2 separate regions of the Homo sapiens genome follow, and region 2 is linked to region 1. A link is a contact called in ENCODE Hi-C data. All regions are on one chromosome and are shown on one strand. The core of a region is the stretch at or near the end of the contact, and the rest is flanking DNA. Distances in the headings are between cores, read along the strand shown. Region 1 has its middle 23 kb from the start of NUDT14. Region 2 overlaps PACS2 (phosphofurin acidic cluster sorting protein 2).

What was found. Hi-C counts contacts between places; a loop is a spot of excess contacts on that map. Pooled maps may share reads with other maps.
Region 2: a loop to region 1 is called in a map of Caco-2, with 15 times the contacts of the local background. The contact joins two enhancer-like sites. A Hi-C loop is called at or near these places in 11 of 168 maps with a recorded cell type or tissue (Caco-2, GM18951, K562 and 7 more) and 5 of 50 pooled maps.

What each region holds. Positions count from the first base shown.
Region 1 is chr14:105,202,471-105,206,258 of GRCh38, forward strand. No RefSeq gene overlaps it. Among named protein-coding and RNA genes, the nearest start is that of NUDT14, 23 kb to the left of the region's middle. Within about 2 kb of position 2,266, at least 10 of the 41 ENCODE cell types and tissues checked have a DNase peak (open chromatin) inside an H3K27ac peak, as active enhancers do; they include heart left ventricle, where a contact is called at or near this core.
Region 2 is chr14:105,333,996-105,338,035 of GRCh38, forward strand. The region is part of intron 1 of PACS2 (phosphofurin acidic cluster sorting protein 2); the gene reads left to right. Among named protein-coding and RNA genes, the nearest start is that of PACS2, 21 kb to the left of the region's middle. RefSeq lists an enhancer at 3,565-4,040. Within about 2 kb of position 1,821, at least 7 of the 41 ENCODE cell types and tissues checked have a DNase peak (open chromatin) inside an H3K27ac peak, as active enhancers do; they include heart left ventricle, where a contact is called at or near this core.

The DNA of each region.
Region 1 (3,788 bases), core at 1,016-3,515:
ACTCAAGGCCTGAGAAGGGCCATCTGTCCTCACACAAGACAGGGGACTCGAAGCGGGGCTGCCTCAGGGCGTGTGCATGCCCTGCTTCCCCAGATGGTCCTGGGATGCCCCTGGAGATGCAGAAATTGGGGACCAGTCCTGCAGGGGAAGGCAGGATTGAGGGCTTTCTAGAGTCACAGGTGGCAGGTGGGTCTGGCAGAGCTCTGCACTCTGAGGCCTCCAGCCGTCTGTTCACCTTGCTGGTGAAGGTCTTAGACCCCAGGCAGAGGAGGCTGGGATGTTCAGGCCTGGGGTGTGTCCAGGGCCCCACTAAGGTCTCTGGTGCCAGGACTGGGACAGGGACTGGGATGCTGCAGGGGCAGGTAATCTCCTGAAGCCCCCAAGGCTCAGGGTTACTTTTCCTCCGAGCCTGTCTCCACCGTCTTGGCCAAGGGGTCCTCAGACCCTGAAAGGGAAGGACCGAGGAGGAAGGCGAGAAGGCCTTGCTGTGTGGGGTTGGGGGCCACCAGCCAGGCAGGGCTCCAAGATTCAACAAAGACCTGATACAACAATTAAGAACATAAAGGCATCTTCGTGGCCTCCGGATTCACCAGATGGGGTGCAAGGTGGGCTTCATCACCCGGGAAAAGGCCAAGTGTCCCAAGAACATAAATGTCCGCTTCCAGATGGTGCCGCCCGTGGCCGCCAGGGGGCGGGCCAGCCGAGTCTCCCGGACACACTGGGCAGGCCGGTCCCGCAGGAGCCTGGATCCCGGGTGCCCATCCCTCAGCGGGTCCACGTCAGCCTGCTGTGTCTCGCTACCACCTCCAAGCTCCATGGGAGAACCACAGGGCGGCCCCCACCCACCATCACCCAGCTGTGGGGGCTGGGAAGGGCGTGCTCCACACTCCTTTGCCCGACTCCCTCAAACCAGGGGAGCGGGTGGCAGTCCCTGGTGGCAGACTCAGACTCTAGACAGTGACAAAAGAGCCCCCATTTCTGGCCCCAGGCCCAGCAGCTCCTCATGCAGCAGCCCCTGCCCCACCTGGAACAGGACCAGAGAGCAGCAGCAGGCCTAGAAGAGGGCTTCTGTCAGTGTCTTGGAGGACACTGGGGGACAGACGGTGGAAAGAGGGGCTGGGAGGTGGAGGGAGGGGATGGGGGGGAGGTGAAGGGAGGGGTGGGGGATGGGGAGCAGGAGGCAGAGGGAGGGGTGGGGGCATCCTCAGGGGCTGCCCGGCATCTGCCCTCGCAGAACCTCTCATTCAGTGAGAGACCCTGCAGGTGTCCCTTGCTGCCCCAGTAATGCTCAGCCCAGGCCCAGGATTCCTGACCCACCCTGGCTGGGCTGACCAGGGGCCTGTTTGGCAGAGGGGCAGACGTGGGCAACAGAAGGCACCTGGGGGTTGGGGGAGCCTGGGACTGTCTGCTGTCCCCTATTCCAGGGGCCTGGGCAGTGGGGGGGTCACGCTGGAGTGCTCACCCAGCCTGGCGCTGCCTCACTCCCCGAACTGCCAGGAAGCTCACCTCACTCCCCACTCTGTGGCCGAGGGATGGAGCAGGTGCCAGGTCACACAGCACTGGTGTGGGCTGGGTGACCATCAGGTGCTGGAGTTACCAGACACAAGCCCCCAGACCATCCCTCCCCGCTGCATCTGTGGGGAGTGGCTGCAGGGGCAGGCCTGGTGACTCCTGGGCCCTGTCACAGTGCCCCTGTGAGGAGAAACTACCATGAGCATCCCCAGCCAGGTGCGGTGGCTCACACCTGCAGTTCCAGCTACTCTGGGGGCCGAGGCAGGAGGATCGCTGGAGCCCAGGGATTTAAGGCCAGCCTGGGCAACATAGCATGACTCAATCTCAAAAAGAAATTTAAAAATTAGAAAGATCACCCACAGGCCCACAAGTGTCCGAGGGCTCAGCCACCATGTGGGTGTGGACTGCGGCCAGTTGTCTGCCCCAACCGGGCCCGACACCCTGAGCTGGTCCAGAGGCTCCCGGCCCTCAGCATCTGTGCATCCAGGTGTGGGTCTGGGTACACACGCTCAAGCCCGTGCACATGGTGGTGGGATGGGTGCGAGCAGACGTGTGTGCGGATGAATGTGTGTACGTGTACACGCGTACTGGGTGTGCATGAATAGCGGCCATGTAGGAGGGTGTGGTGTGCATGGAAGGGCACTCACAGGTGTGCACAGGCACACGTACGTAAGGGCATTATGCATTTCTCTGTGGATGGTCACATGCCTGCACACGTGTGCCCCTGAGGCTGCCAGCTCCGTCCTCTCTCTGGCTGGCTGACTCTAGCTCAGCAGCCAGCAGCCAGCAGCCAGCAGCCCACGTGGCCCTCAGCCCCTGCCCTGCCCTCCCCTCTGGCATGCGGGCAAAGGTGACTTGGACTTGGCAGAGGGCAGGAAACTCCAGGAAAGCTCTGTGGCTGCATGAGTGGGCCGAACCCGCCCACTATGCCCCACCTGAAATTGGGCAGGACATGCGCGCTTCCTGCCCACTGGCCCTGAGCGGTATGTGCTGAGCTGGGGTAGGTGGGTGAACAGAGGGGCCTGGCTGGCCTTGGGTCCTGGCCCTTGGTCCCACAAAGTTCCCAGTACACAACACCAAACTCCACACTAGGACAGGGGTCCAGGATGCTCCAAGGATGCCCGGGCATACGTGTGCACTCATGGATGCACGCACACTCACATGCAGATGTGCTCCATCCCCACAAAGGGCCGGCCCCTGGCTGGTGCACGCCAAGCACAGTGGGGGTACACGAGAGGCCTGCGGACTGTGGAAGGCTGGGGAAGTTGGGGTATCCCTGGCAGAGACCACGGCGGCTGGCTGCCAGTCACACTCCCAGCCTGAAGTAGATCTTACCACATCTGGGGACAGCCCCGGGCCATGGGAGAACCTCCAGGGCTCTGCCCCTCCAGTGCCAACAGAGGCTCCCCAGGGCCCAGCTCTGCTTACCCAGGGTCCTTGGGGTTCCTTGGTCCTGTGCCCCTCCCCCGTGGGGCCCGCTGCTGCCTCTGCCCTTGCAGAGCCTCAGACGTGTGGTGGGAGGCCAGGGGCGGGGAGAGGCCATGCAGGTGCCCCCTCCCACCCCAGCAATGCTCCGGCTTTGCAGCCCTGAGCCTGCTGGGGGACCCCTCCCCAAGGCACCAGAAGAGAAAGAGGCCGCCCAGGCCAGCAGCCGGAAGGACCGAGCCCCAAGTAAAACATCCAGCCAGCCTCCACGAGGACACACTGCCAGGGCTGGGGCCACAGCCTTCTGCAGCCCCGACTCCCACTGCCGCCCTTGAGGCCCTGCCCCTGCTCTTGGCAGCTCTGGGCAGATGCCAGCCTGCCTTGAACACTCAGCCCAGGCAGGCAGCTCAGGCCAGTGGGGAGGGGAGTGTCTGGCCCCCTCTGCCACACAGGGAGCAGCAGCTGGGCTGGACCTGCCTGGGGCCCGACTCTGAAGCTGCCAATCCGCCCACCTGCTGGTGCCCCCAACCTCGCTCCAAGCCACAGGGTAAGGCTCTAGGCGCCCACCCAGCATGAGGCAGCCAGCTGCAGAGGGTGCTGGCCACACTCGCTCCTCTTCCCCTGCTCCTCAGCACTAGACAGAGGCTGCTGGGTCATCCGCTGTCAGCTGTGCTGGACATGGGAACTGCTCCCTCTGGCACTTGGAGTCTCCTGCAAAGCACCTGCGCTCAGGAAGGCCTGGAGACAACCAGCGCCCCTGCAGGGACTTGAGGAAGCCAAAGTCAGGGGCACAGATGCCCGGCCTGTCCCTCCCCTGGCCAGCGTGGTCCACACCCATACGGCTGGACCAA
Region 2 (4,040 bases), core at 571-3,070, 130 kb after region 1:
GTCAGGGCCCTTCCTGCCTGGGGCCATATGGAGTGTCCAGCCTGGGGGTGGTCGTGGGGTGTCGGGGGCCTGGGCCTGGATCCACGATGCCCTGTCTGGTCTAGAGCCTGGCCTGGCTTCCCCTTGGCGTGACTGCCCACAGGCAGTGGCCGCCGTCTGCTCAGCTGCATCCTCCTGCGTTGGGCTCATCTGTCTGCCTTCCCCTGACACCTCCTCCTGCCAGACTCCAGGGCCAAGGGAGTGGGCCCCGGCTGCAGAGGCAGTGCCAGCTAGCTGAGTGGGTCAGGCCACAGACCCCACCTGACTCCAGGGCAGCGTGGCCAGGAGAGCATTGGAAGGAGAGAGCTGTTCCCACCTTGAGGCTGACGCAGACCAGACCTGGCTCTGTCCTGAGCAGCAGAAAGTATGTGCAGGGCTTCACCCTCTTCCCTCTGTCTGTGTAGAGCTCCACCTGAGGCCCAGTGTGTGCGTAGAGTCCCACCTGAGGCCCAGTGTCTACGTAGAGCTCCACCTGAGGCCCAATATGTGCGTAGAGCTCCACCTGAGGGCCAGTGCCTACGTAGAGCTCCACCTGAGGGCCAGTATGTGCGTAGAGCTCCACCTGAGGCCCAGTGTCTACATAGAGCTCCACCTGAGGGTCCAGTGTGTGGGTAGAGCTCCACCTGAGGGCCAGTGTCTGTGTAGAGCTCCACCTGAGGGCCAGTGTGTGCTTGGTGCCCACAGCTGAGTTAGCCCAGGCTCGTGGTCATGCTCACAGGTGCACGTGGCCACACAAGTCACTGAGCACAGACCCAGATGGGATGCAGCTCATAACGTGCACTGCGGGGGGGAGCTGTGGCATCTTTTCCCAGAGCCCCTCTGGTCTGGCAGCCTCGGGAGTGTGTGCATGGTATGGGAGGTGGGAACAGAGCTGGGAGGGGCTCCCCTCCATGGGGTGGGGTTCCCCTCCAGCTGTTGGTGAGGCACACTGTACACCTGCACACCTGTGCCTGGGACTGTTGGGCTGGACGTGTAGGAACATGGAATGGCCCCTGGGCCTTCGGGTGACTGAGACAGAAGTACAGGCCCAGCAGGTCTGAGGACAGGGCCTCCTGATGACTGGACCCAGCCTGGACAATGGCCGGCAGCTCCCAGCCTTGCCACAGGCTGACTGGAATGCGTGGTGTGGTGGAGCCCAGCACTGAGGGCCGGACGTGTGTTTGCAGCATTGTTCTCACAGCCACCTCGGAGGCTTCCCTGCTCTGGGGCAGATGCCGTTGCTGGAGCCGTGGTGCTCCCAGAGGCACCCTGGGCTCAGCTCAGCCCCCATAGGCCAGTGCCTGGAGTGGCTGTGACGCTGTGGCCGGCGCCTGGCGTGGCTGTGACGCTGTGGCCGGCGCCTGGCGTGGCTCTGACGCTGTGGCCGGCGCCTGGCGTGGCTCTGACGCTGTGGCCGGCGCCTGGCGTGGCTCTGACGCTGTGGCCGGCGCCTGGCATGGCTGTGATGTGCTGACTCCGGCACCATCAGTTCCTTCCCCTATTCTGGGGCAGGTGGGGACCACCTCTTCACCCTCCCTCATGGGCAGGGCTGGCCTCTGCTGAGGTGGCCCCTCACTGGGCCCAGGCATGGAGACCCAGTGGTCCTAGCCCTCGGTGTAGTCTATCCATGAGGCACCTGGCTGAGCCTGTTCCTCTCACTCCACAGCAGCCTCCTTGGCCCTGACCACTGGCCAACGAGGACACTGAGAAGGCACCCTGACCTTCTGTCCTCATTAGCAGGGAGCAGCCATGTCCAGATAAGGCTGTACATCAGAGAAAGCTGAGTGAGGCTGGCAAGAGCTGGCAGCCGCCCTCGGCCGCCCGGGCGAGCCTTGGGACGGGCTGGGTGGTAAGTGCTGGTGATGCAGGAGCAGAGAGCCCCGTGGAACTCTCTCCATGAGGACGGCGGTGCCCTGGGGCCCAGCTACGAGGATGGCTGTGCAGGCACCTGGAGCCTGGGGATGGCAGGGCGTGGGCTGAGCATGTGGAGCACCAGCCTGTGACATTCCTCTGCCCAGGGGCAGCAGGGCACGGAGCGTGTGTGGCCAGCTGCCGCCACAGGCCCCCAGCTCCCACGCGGGCAGGCTCGCGACCGCACCAAGGGGGCAGCTCCTGGAGACAAAAGCTCCTCAGTTTTCCCTTCCAACAAAACACAGTCAGCAGGTTTGGGACCAGCTGCCTGGGGTCTTAACCATCTGTGCTCTGTGCGCGCCCCCACCCCCTTGCCTGCCTGGAGGAAAGTGGTGGGGTTGACATGCGCCTCGAGGGCCAGCCGGGCGCTGGTGCATTTCTCAGAAATCCGTGAAGTGCTCCCTTGTCCTGCTCGTGTTCTGTGCTGTCCTTGGGAGTGGCGCGGCCGCTTGCCAGGGCTGCAGAGTTGGCCACGCAGCCTCTCCAGGAGGCCTTGAGCCAAGCACAGGATGCAGCCCAGCAGTGGTGGCACCGTGGAGTGGCTGGGCGGAAGAGATCCTGGTCCACGCTGCTGTCTGGAGGGCAGGGTCCTCAGGTGACCAGAGTCCGTGCAGGAGCGAGTGAGGACAGGGCTGGGGCAGGCGGCAGGATGAGGCCGCCCAGAGCAACTCAGTGAGTGAATGAGTGAAAGCACGCACGCCCCATGCTCCAGCGGGGCCAGAGTGTGCTGTTGGGTGAGTCTGGCCTTCCTTCCTGGGGTTGTGGGCCCTACTTGTGGGAGGCCACTGTGGGGAGGGCGTCCTTGTAGAAGTGTTAATCAGAGTGAAAGCCAGTCCCTGTGCACTGCTGCTGGGAATGTAGCATGGTGCAGCTGTTGCGGGGAACAGGACGGCAGCCCCTCGGGAAATGAGACAGAGTTACCGTCAGAGTTACTGTGTGAGCTAGCAGTTGCACTTCTCAGTAGAACCCGGGAGCACTGACGCAGGGCCTCCAGGGGAGATCTCCACCCTGTGTTCACAGCAGCCTTACTCACGGTGACTGCGTGATGGACGCAGCCTGTATCCATCCTCGGACAAACAAGTCAGCACCATGTGGCCCTCCGCACCACCCAGCATCACTGGGCCCTCGGTCAGCACCGCGTGGCCCTCCACACTGTGGAATATTACTTAGCCCTGAAAAGGAAGGAAATGGACACAGGCTGCAACGTGGATGGAACTTGAGTATATTGTGCTGAGTGGAATAAGCCAGTCACAGGAGGACATGCACTGTATGATCCCATTTGTGTCAGGTCCCTAGAGTCATTGCATTCATAGGGACGGAGGTAGGATGGTGCAGCCTGGTGATGCCAGGGGCCGGGGAAGGTGGGAATGGGGAGTTGGGGTTGAATGGGTAGTTTCAGTTGCGCAAGGTGAAGAGAGTTCTCGGGATGGATGGCGGTGAGGGCTGCACAACAGCATCCACGCACGTAGTGCCACTGACCTGCACACTGAAAAATGGTTCAAACGGCAAGTTTTACGTTATATTTACCACAATAAAAAAGAGAAATAGACATCGTCAAGCTGTTCTCCAAAATAAGGCTGTCACCGTTTACCTTCCTACCAGAAAAAAACAGTTAAGTCCCAAAGCCAGGGGGAGCACCAGTGTTAACCTCCTGGGTTGGGGCTGGCTGAGCCCGTGGCTATGCCTCCCTGGGCTTAGGTGGCAACCCTGCGAGGAGCTTGGGCCTCTCGTCTTTTGGGTTCCTGTTCAAAATGGGAAGTGGTCTCCAAACCCCAGGGCCCACCTGAGCCCCCTGAGATGGGAACCTCTCCAGACCTGCCCCTGAGATCCTGTCCCACCCCTGGACAAGGGCCTCTGTGCCTCTGAACAAAACTGGGGGGCCTGGTGCAGAGTCCTAGCTCAGGCTTCCAGAAGTCAGTGGTTTGAAGGGGTGCCCACCCTTGCTCCGTTGGGACATAGGGACGCAGGTGCCTGTCTCAGCCCCCACATGTGCACCCCCAGGGGCAGCAGCGTCCCCTCCAGTCTCTGGTTTGCATCATGCACAGGAGTGGGTGGGTGGGAGTTTCAGTCTCCCAGAGAGCATACTGTTGGGCCATGCTGTCTCTGGCCTC